2 separate regions of the Homo sapiens genome follow, and region 2 is linked to region 1. The links are chromatin contacts, found by Hi-C or POLR2A ChIA-PET in ENCODE. All regions are on one chromosome and are shown on one strand. The core of a region is the stretch at or near the end of the contact, and the rest is flanking DNA. Distances in the headings are between cores, read along the strand shown. Region 1 has its middle 110 kb from the start of ATF7IP. Region 2 overlaps ATF7IP (activating transcription factor 7 interacting protein).

Region 1 (4,609 bases), core at 1,434-3,933:
TTGATGCCATCACCGACGTCATCATCAAGAACAACCTGAAGGACTGGGGCCTCTTCTGAGGGGCAGTGGGACCTAGCAGGATGGGCCACCACCAACTCTGTACCCCCCAACCCCTGAGGAAGATGGGGCAAGAAGACCATGGTCCCCACCTGTTCCCTGGACACTTTTCTCTTCTTTCCTTTGTTCTTAGCTCCCCCATCCCCTCAGCTTCAGACATAGGGGAGGGGTTGCCACAGGCCTCCCTGTTTGAAGCCTGCCCTTGTCTGAGGTGCCAGTAATGGCCATGGTACCCCCTTTCTGGGCATCTTTCTGGTACCCCCCAGAAGCTGTGAAGATTCTATTCTACTCAGTAGCTCTCATTATGTAAAGAGGAACCCTGAAATAAATCAGTTGTTCCTGAAAGTTCACAAGAGTAAGAAAACAGACTGAATCGTAAAAGAACTAACTGGTATAAAAGAAGAAGCCAGAAAGTAGTGGACTGGGACCAGAGAAATAATATTTGAATTTAATTAATCTGTTCAACAAATATTTGCTCCTTGCTAACATTTTGCCAGGTCCTATGCTTGTTATACAGTTTTGATCAGACAGACACGGCCCAAGGGTACTTAGAAAGCTAGTTGCGGGTGAAGGGGGAGAGCCAATGTACAAGAAAACAAATATATATAATTGTAAGTTACAGTGGTGCTACAACAGAAAAAAAGAGGTTGCCATGTAAGATGATAAGAAGGTATAAGGAATTTACTTTGGACCAAGCATTCAGGAAGGCCTCTGAGGAAGGCAAAGCTTGACCAGAGGGTAGGAGGAACTCAGAGGACAGTGAAAGGAGAGAGGAATAAGGGGTGGGGGGGGAGGGTGGAGATTTCAAGGTGGAGTGAAAAATGCAAAGATCCTAAAATAAAAGCATCTCTAAGAATCAGAGGGCCAGTTTGGATGGCTTGACCTCTACCCTTCTTGAATCCCCTTTGATACTGAACATTTTGGAAAATCCCGTGTAGCATATACTGTGTGCCTTCCCACAATAACTGATGACTCTTAAATCTCACAAAAACAAATTCAACTGATGAATTCACGTCCTTTTAACATACATTTTGAAGATTATCTTAGCCCAAACCGGCACCCACATCCTTCTGAGCGTACTGACTCACTAGACAAAGCCAACCCCTCCCCTCCTGTGTACAAAAATAGCTTTTCCATATCTACTGTTGTAATTGTTTTTTTTCCAGGGCTTTATGCTCTACTGAAACTAAACACTTAAATGAGCAATTTCACTCTGGTTTTAAGCCCAGGGGAAATGACAACGGTTTTGTCTCTGTTTTGAGACTTAGGGGCAAATTTTAAATCGTTAATATATAATTAATCCTATGTAACATCATAGAAACAAAACATCTGATTCTTCTTTCAGTATATTGCACACGTAAAATGCACATGAAACCAGGTTTGGAGAGTGATTCTTAGTAACGTAGCCTTGCATTTGTGCTTCGACATAAAATTGAGACATTCTCAAGAGGCCTTGGGACATGGTGACATGTTGCGCAGTTTGGCCAGCAGAGGGAGACCAGAGAGTCGTGAAGCACGCAACGAAGCCACACCCAGATTAGGGTTATTATCTGTCTCTTCTCTGAATTTTCAAAAAACACAAAAAGAAAATGAGAAATTCTTAAAACAAAGCCCCTTTTTTATTGAAGCAAAATCCACATAACATAAAACTAGCCCTTCTAAAGTGTGCAATTAAGTGGCATCTACCTCATTCACAGTGTTATGGAACCGTCACCTCTATCTAGTTCCAAAACATAAGAAATGTTTAAATTTTCTATAAAGGGAACTTGCAAAAACCCAGGCGTGTCCTATCCTCCTTATTTCGTCACATTCCCAGTTTTGTGTCCACCGGTATTCTGTCAGGAATGGTCCCCACGTGTTCCCCCAACAGCCTTCGTCACTGTACAATTCATAGAATCGGATTCAGGGTTACAATTACAGGTTCGAAAACCAAAAACATCCCAGTTCTTTAGTTCTTCCTCTAGGAATTGCACAGTTGCAATAGACAAGCCAGTATAGGTGACTGTTTTAAAAATTCTACACATACTATGTCATTTATCAGCAAAGAAATGAATAAATTGTTTTAATTTAAATATGGTTACAAAACGGAAATGAACAATGTACTGCACCAAAGCCCTTCAGTCTTTGATGGGAAATTTAAAGTTATTCCCATCCAGAGTGAAAATTAAAGTTATTTCTAGGTTAGGATGCGAGCCAAGATTTTAAGGGCACCATGTCAACTGGTTAGATAACAACTTTGAGGAAAGCAGAACTTAATGTAATAAAAGCAGAAGGTTTACAATCTAAATCCACTTTTTTATTAAAGAATTTAATCTGCTTTATGGGGTCTTGGCCCAGGGAAGGGTAAAAAAAAAATGCCAAACTGGAGAGGCCGGGGGAGGGGAATGGCTGTAGATGACTCTGGGAAAACAGGAGGGAGGGAAACTGAAGCGCGAATGAGGCCGGATCCGCCCTAACAAAGAGGCAGAAACTGTGTCTCAACAGCCACCAAATCCAGTTCAGGGCGGTTTGAGCCAGTTTCTGAGCTGGATTGAGAACAACAGCCTCGGCAGAGACTTCACTAGGGTGAAAGAGAAAATCCAGCATGGACTTCGCAGAAAGAACTGGATTTGGCCTGGACTCGCTGGAGCCTAAAGCTGCTGCCAGTAGTGGCAAAGTCAGATGAAATATAAGGCCTGGAGCGTGGACAGTGGCCTCTTCCAGAAAGAGAAATCACACAGCACTGTCTCTGTGCCATAATCCAGTCCGCATTTTCTGTCTTGCTGCTCCTAATTGTGGCTGGTAAGGGAAAAAGGGCCTCAGGGTATCAGTTTTCAGAGAAAGCTGTCTGCAATGTTGGGGGAGGGGAGGATTATGTGTCTCCTGTAGTTTCATGTGTGTGCCTGGTGGTGGGGGGGGGAATGTGCGAGAGGGTCTGAAGGAGAGGGAACAGCACTTCACACCCTGCAGTTCACACCACCTTTCCAACAGCTTTGCTGTATTGCACAACCTCAAAATACACTGAACATAGGCGTTGTGGGAGCGCCCCACATACAAGTGGCACTTGTACAAGTCATTATCGGACCTCCTTCAGCCCTATGCATGAAATGGCAGTACCCATACCCAATACTGTCAACATTCTCTTTTCATCTGCGTCCAGAAATACATACAAGCCGTACATGCCTTTCTCAACTAAGAGACACAGCAGTATTAGGTAACAATGGAATGATAATCCTGTCCTCCGCTCCCCTCCCCCAAGTGCCAGAACCTCCTAAGATCTGATCAGTCCCACCCTGAAATGGCTCCTCTAACACTGTCTAGTAGACTGAACTGTGGTCTGCAGCTGTGGAGGCTGTGCACTGCCTGTGGCCAAGTTTGGCTCAGAACCTTCCCGAACCAGTACAGCCCTTCCCCACCAAAAATTCCTAGGAGTTGTACACAAAGTCCAGGTCGGCCTGGTGGGACACTGTGTGTGTGTGTAAATTCCCTCTCCCCTAAGTGTCCAAAGATGTTTAGAATCTTCCAGAGGCACTAAATGCCTCCAGACCCAGGGCTTCTCTGACTGAAGTCAGCCCTGGTGCGAGCTGGGGGGCAGGGCATGGAGCTTACGACTCTCCCATGCACAGGCTCAATTATAAGCAGGGCTGTAGGTTTCAGAAATATTCCTAAGAGACTGGGGAAGGGAAAAGGAAGAAGATCAGCTGAAAGATGTGAAAATGCTATTTTATTCCTTTTACCATGGATACATAGATGGAAAATTGGAACACAATCCACTCTACATTATTAATGTGCGAAAATCAAACACACGAAACATGTTGCTGACATTTTCTATTTAATGTTTATTACACAAATAAGTAACTCATGAAGCTCTTCTACGTCCATTTCATTAACTATTAGATCTGGACTGCTGGGGATTCTGATAGGTCTTTTCTTTCTTTAGGATTTGTTTCTTTTTTGGTAGGGAACAATGAATTGCCCCACATGAAGATGCAGTAGGCTGGAGAGGATAACAGTAATAACCGCTGGGTGTGGTGGCTCACGCCTGTAATCCCAGCACTTTGGGAGGCCGAGGGGGGCAGACTGCCTGAGGTCAGGAGTTTGAGACCAGTCTGGCCAAAATGGTGAAACCCCGTCTCTACTAAAAAAAAACACACAAAAACTAGCTGGGCGTCGTGGTGTGCGCCTGTAATCGCAGCTACTCGGGAGGCTGAGGCAGGGGAATTGCTTGAACCAGGGAGGCAGAGGTTGCAGTGAGCCGAGATGCCACCACTGCACTCCATCCTGGGCGACAGAGTGAAACTCTGTCTCAAAAAATAAATAAATAAATAAATTTTAAAAAACAGTAATAACCATAATACTGAGAACTCACTATAAACCAGGCAGTACCAAGTGTTTCCTATCTTAAATTATAACATACACACCGTACATTTCCAAGTTAGGAATTATTGTCCCCATTTTAGAGATGAGGAAAATGAAGTTTGGAATGATTCGGTACTTTACCAACGTTACACATCTATAATGTGGCAGGTAAAGATTCTGGCTCCAAAATCCATACATTTAAGCTGATACTATA
Region 2 (4,609 bases), core at 1,219-3,718, 180 kb after region 1:
TATCATCTCACACATAAGGTGCAATCCAGATTTCTTAACATTTAAATTTGTACTTAAATGTTGCTTGTAGTCTCAGAATTTGAATCTTTCTAACACCAAGCCAATCATCTTCTCTGCAAATGTTCCTGTTACTGACAATTTCTGAATTCTTGGAAAACTCTTGAAGGAAAATCTTCCCGTTGTTCCTCTTATTGGCAGCTCTTGAATTCTTGGAAACCGATCCCTCTCAATCATTTCATATACACAGTGAGTTGCCAAGTTACAACTTGATTATTTCCTAGAAAAAATAAATCTCAATTCTTTTCACTTTTCATTAGGCCATCATTACCCAATTCCTTGATTATAGTAACACCTTTTATATGAGCACTCTGGTACTAGTTTTTAAGTTCTTTCTGGTCCTTCCAAAGCATTGTACTAATTTTTCTAAAATACTGATTACTTCAGTCTCTTTATAGTCCAAGTTCCTCAATTGTGTACCGGTAAAACCAGTATTCATTTTTAAAATTTTTAAATTTTAATCTCTTAATTTTCAATCCACTTTTTCTAATATCCACCAGTTGCTTCACTGTCCTACAGGGTACTATTAATGTTTATTGTATTTTGATACCAGGCTTTTGACTTCGTATTGTTTCCCCTGTTCACTCACCCATGATCATGTGCCCAATTTAATTCCATCTCTTTGTGTCTTGTTCCAGTATTTTGTTTTTTTATGGAAATAAAATTCAGATACCAAACTGTTTTAAAGTGTACAATTCATTGTTATTTAGTACATTCACAATTTTATACAACCACAATCTCTATCTAGTTTCAAAACATTTTTGTCAACTCAAAAAGAAACGTTTTGCCCATTAAGCATTTGCTCTTCTTTTCCTCTTACACTAGCCCTTGGCAACCACTAATCTGCTGTCTCTATCGATTTACCTGTTTTGCATATTTCACATGCCTCTTTCACTTAGCGTGTTTTCCAGCTTAATCTGTGTTTGTAGCATGTATCAGTACTTCATTCCTTCTTAGGGCTAAATAATATTCCATTATATGGCGGTATATGCCACATTTTGCTTATACGTTCATCCATTGAATGGCATTTGGGTTGTTCCTACTTTCAGCTATTGTGAATGATGCTGCTTTGAACTTGTATACAAGTGTTTGTTTGAATACTTGTTTTCAAATCTTTTAGGAATATACCTAGGTGTGGAATTGTGGGCCATATGGTAATTCTTTGTTTAACTTACTGAAGAATCACCCAGCTGTTGTCCACAGTGGCTATACCATTTTCTGTTCCCACCAGCAATGTATGAGGGTTCCATTTCTCCACATCCTCACCAATACTTGTTATTTTTACTTTCTTTTTTTATTATTATAGCATCTGAATGGTATGAAGTGGTATCTCATTAGGGTTTTGATTTGCATTTCCCTAATGATAAATGATGTTGATCAACTTTTCATGTACTTGTTGATCAATCATATGTGCTTGTTTATAGAAATGTCTATTAAAGTCCTTTGCCCATTTTTAATTTGGATTTTTTGCTTTTTTGTTGTTGAGTTGTAAGAATTATTTATATATTCTGGATACCAAAGTCTTTTTTTTTTTTTTTTTTTTGAGACGGAGTCTCCTGCCAATTCCCAGGCTGGAGTGCAATGGTGTGATCTTGGCTCACTGCAAGCTCTGCCTCCCGGGTTCACGCCATTCTCCTGCCTCAGCCTCCCGAGCAGCTGGGACTACAGGCGTCTGCCACCACGCCCGGCCAATTTTTTGTATTTTTAGTAGAGATGGGGTTTCACCATGTTAGCCAGGATGGTCTCCATTTCCTGACCTCATGATCTGCCCACCTCGGCCTCCCAAAGTGCTGGGATTACAGGCGTGAGCCACCGCGCCCTGCCCAGGATACCAAACTCACCGCACCCGGCCCAGGATACCAAACTCTTATTAGATACATGATTGCAAATATTTTCTCCCGTTCTGTAATTTGTCTACAACTTCTTGATAATGCCTTTTGATGCACAAAACTTTTAAATTTTGATGAAGTCTTACAGATGGTATATAGTTTGGTCATGATTTATTATCAGTTCCACCAATCTCTACCTTTTAATCAAGGAGTTTATTTACATTTAAAGTAGTTACTAATAAGGAAAAACTTCTGCAATTTTACTTTTCTTCTATATCTGATACCTTTTTTGTTTCTACTTTCTCCATTACTGCCTTGTTTTGCAATTGATTTTTTCCTGGTATATCATTTTGATTCCTTCTTGTTTCTCTTCCTATATATATTTTTAGTTTTTTCCTTAGTGGTTACCCTGGGGATTACACTTAACATCTTAACTTTATAACAGTTAGGTTTCAATTAATATCTACTTATTTTCAGTAGCATACAAAATCAAATATCATTATGATTGTGCTCTAGAGAGGGAAATATGTTTTTTTGGTGTAGATACTACCCATGTGGCAATTGTTGGCAACCGTTCTACCCACATTTTGCTGCCTGTTTTGCAATGTGTACATAGTTCAGCCTGATTCTGCCCTTCACTCTGGGTATAGTAACACTTAGCCAATCGAGTCCTGTTACAACAAATATAAAGCATAGTGCAAGATCATGAGAGGAGTTTGTTGAGATCAGTTGTGCTCATTTTGGCTAAATTTATGTGGTGCAGTTGGTTTGGAAATAAAACTTTGAATTCGTTCTTACTGCGTATTTCAGAACAATTTCCTGTTAGCTAATATGATATTTTGACTTTTGGCTTAATATGTTTTAGTATAATTATCCAGGGACAATTTGTTCAGTTGAATACATCTGAGACAAATTGTTCTATTGGTCTGATAAATCTTTGACCTAGAAATAAAATAAATACAAATAAACTGCACAAGGATTAGAAAAGGAGACAAGATCCAGAAGGGATTCTTTAAGAACGTTTTTATGTTAACAACCTTGTACCAATGAAATCTGTTGTATACAAAAAGGAAGCAGGAGGCCAGGTGTGATGGCTCATGCTTGTAATCCGAGCACTTTGGGAGGCTGAGACAGGTGGATCACTTGAGGTCAGGAGTTCGAGACCAGCCTGGCCAACATAGTGAAACCTCGTCTCTACTAAAAATACAAAAATTAGCTGGGCTTGATGGCACATCCCTGTAATCCCAGCTACTAGTGAGGCTGAGGCAGGAGAATCGCTTGAACCCAGGAGGCGGAGGTTGCAGTTAGCCAAGATTGTGCCCTTGCATTCCAGCCTGGGCAACAGAGCAAGACTCTGTCTCAAAAAAGGAAGCAGGAAAGCTAGGTTTTGAGGAACTGTATCAAAACTATAGTCAAAGATCTATTTCTGAAGAAGTCATGGAACCCAGAAAGCTTTGCCAGATAATTCTGACAAATCATTGAGGAACAGGTAATTCTTGTCTGATGTAAACTGTTCCAGGGTATGGAGAAAGATGAGACTTCCATTAGATGAAGTAAGCCCATCTGTGAAACCTCTAGCACAAGAAGAGAAAAAAACATAGTTTAGTTTTATTCCCCAGCATAGATTTCTCTTAAGAATGCAAACTTGGTTCAGTATTAACAATTATACGTTACTCTGCTAATGTAGGAAAGGTGAAAAATAGTGTGATCATCTCAGTACATGCCAAATCAGGATTTGTTAAAATTCACTGGTCATTCATGGAAAAAACAGGAGGTAAATACCTTGAATCTCTTAAAGGGTTTTCAGAAACCTGTTGTAAATATCATATTTAATAATGGATTATTGGAAATATTTCTACCAAAGTTGAGAATGAGAAAATGCCTATTAATAGATGTTGCTATTTAGAGCTTTGGTGTCAGTCTTGGGCAATACAGTGAGACAGGAAAAAGAAATGAGTAACAATTGGTAAGTGGGAACCCAATAGAATTAAGTTGGCAAACTGTTGAATGAAGAAGGAAATATAGCAACTACCTCATATAAGGACAATATATTCTAATAGTTTTCCTTATATCAACAATAACCAATTAGAAAATATAATGAGAAAAAGATTTCACATATGGTAGTTATTTAAAAATGAGTAAGCACTTAAGAATAAACCAAAAAATAAAATTTTAAGACCATTATGAAGAAAAAGGACAGAACCAGAAAACAGGAGTCAACAGTGATTAGTACTATGCTCTTAAATAGGAAGACTTGATTCCTCTCAAATCACAGTATAGTTCAAATTCATAATACTCGGAATTTCAACTAGATTTCTTACAGAAATGGAAAAGCTGTCAACACACTCTGGAATATAACATTCCGTTGGTTATGACTTAGAAAATGCCATTTTAAGTAGATTTAACTAAAAATGTCTATTTTACTTTTTCCTTTCAGCCTCGGCTCCTGTTCCCTATCAATGAAGTAAATTTATGACAGCCTAATACAGAGACAGTTTTAAATAATAGAAACTGTGGGTCTGTTTATTTACTTGCTTTTATGAGCAGTAATATTTGTTATAGGCCAACCTTGATGTTAAGGAAACCTCTTTTTTTTTGTAGACAGAGTTATTTCCTAAGAGGTTTCCTGGGTACATATGCAGTGAAATTCTTGGTTTGTCTAGTTTCCCAAATAAAACCCAATGTAATAGAATATCACTTTTCTGGAGTTACAAAAATGACTT

Evidence for each region. Hi-C counts contacts between places; a loop is a spot of excess contacts on that map. ChIA-PET counts read pairs that join two places held with the same protein, here RNA polymerase II (POLR2A). Pooled maps may share reads with other maps.
Region 2: a loop to region 1 is called in a pooled map, with 2.9 times the contacts of the local background. The contact joins two enhancer-like sites. A Hi-C loop is called at or near these places in 12 of 168 maps with a recorded cell type or tissue (CD4-positive, alpha-beta memory T cell, Caco-2, HepG2 and 7 more), 26 of 37 single-sample maps with no recorded cell type and 18 of 50 pooled maps. POLR2A ChIA-PET finds 5 or more read pairs at or near these places in 17 of 52 experiments (B cell, CD4-positive, alpha-beta memory T cell, H1 and 11 more).

The regions. Positions count from the first base shown.
Region 1 is chr12:14,255,173-14,259,781 of GRCh38, forward strand. It overlaps the pseudogene GNAI2P1. Among named protein-coding and RNA genes, the nearest start is that of ATF7IP, 110 kb to the right of the region's middle. RefSeq lists a cis regulatory region at 2,298-3,227. Within about 2 kb of position 2,684, at least 40 of the 41 ENCODE cell types and tissues checked have a DNase peak (open chromatin) inside an H3K27ac peak, as active enhancers do.
Region 2 is chr12:14,439,908-14,444,516 of GRCh38, forward strand. All of the region lies in intron 5 of ATF7IP (activating transcription factor 7 interacting protein), which reads left to right. Among named protein-coding and RNA genes, the nearest start is that of ATF7IP, 77 kb to the left of the region's middle. Within about 2 kb of position 2,469, at least 2 of the 41 ENCODE cell types and tissues checked have a DNase peak (open chromatin) inside an H3K27ac peak, as active enhancers do.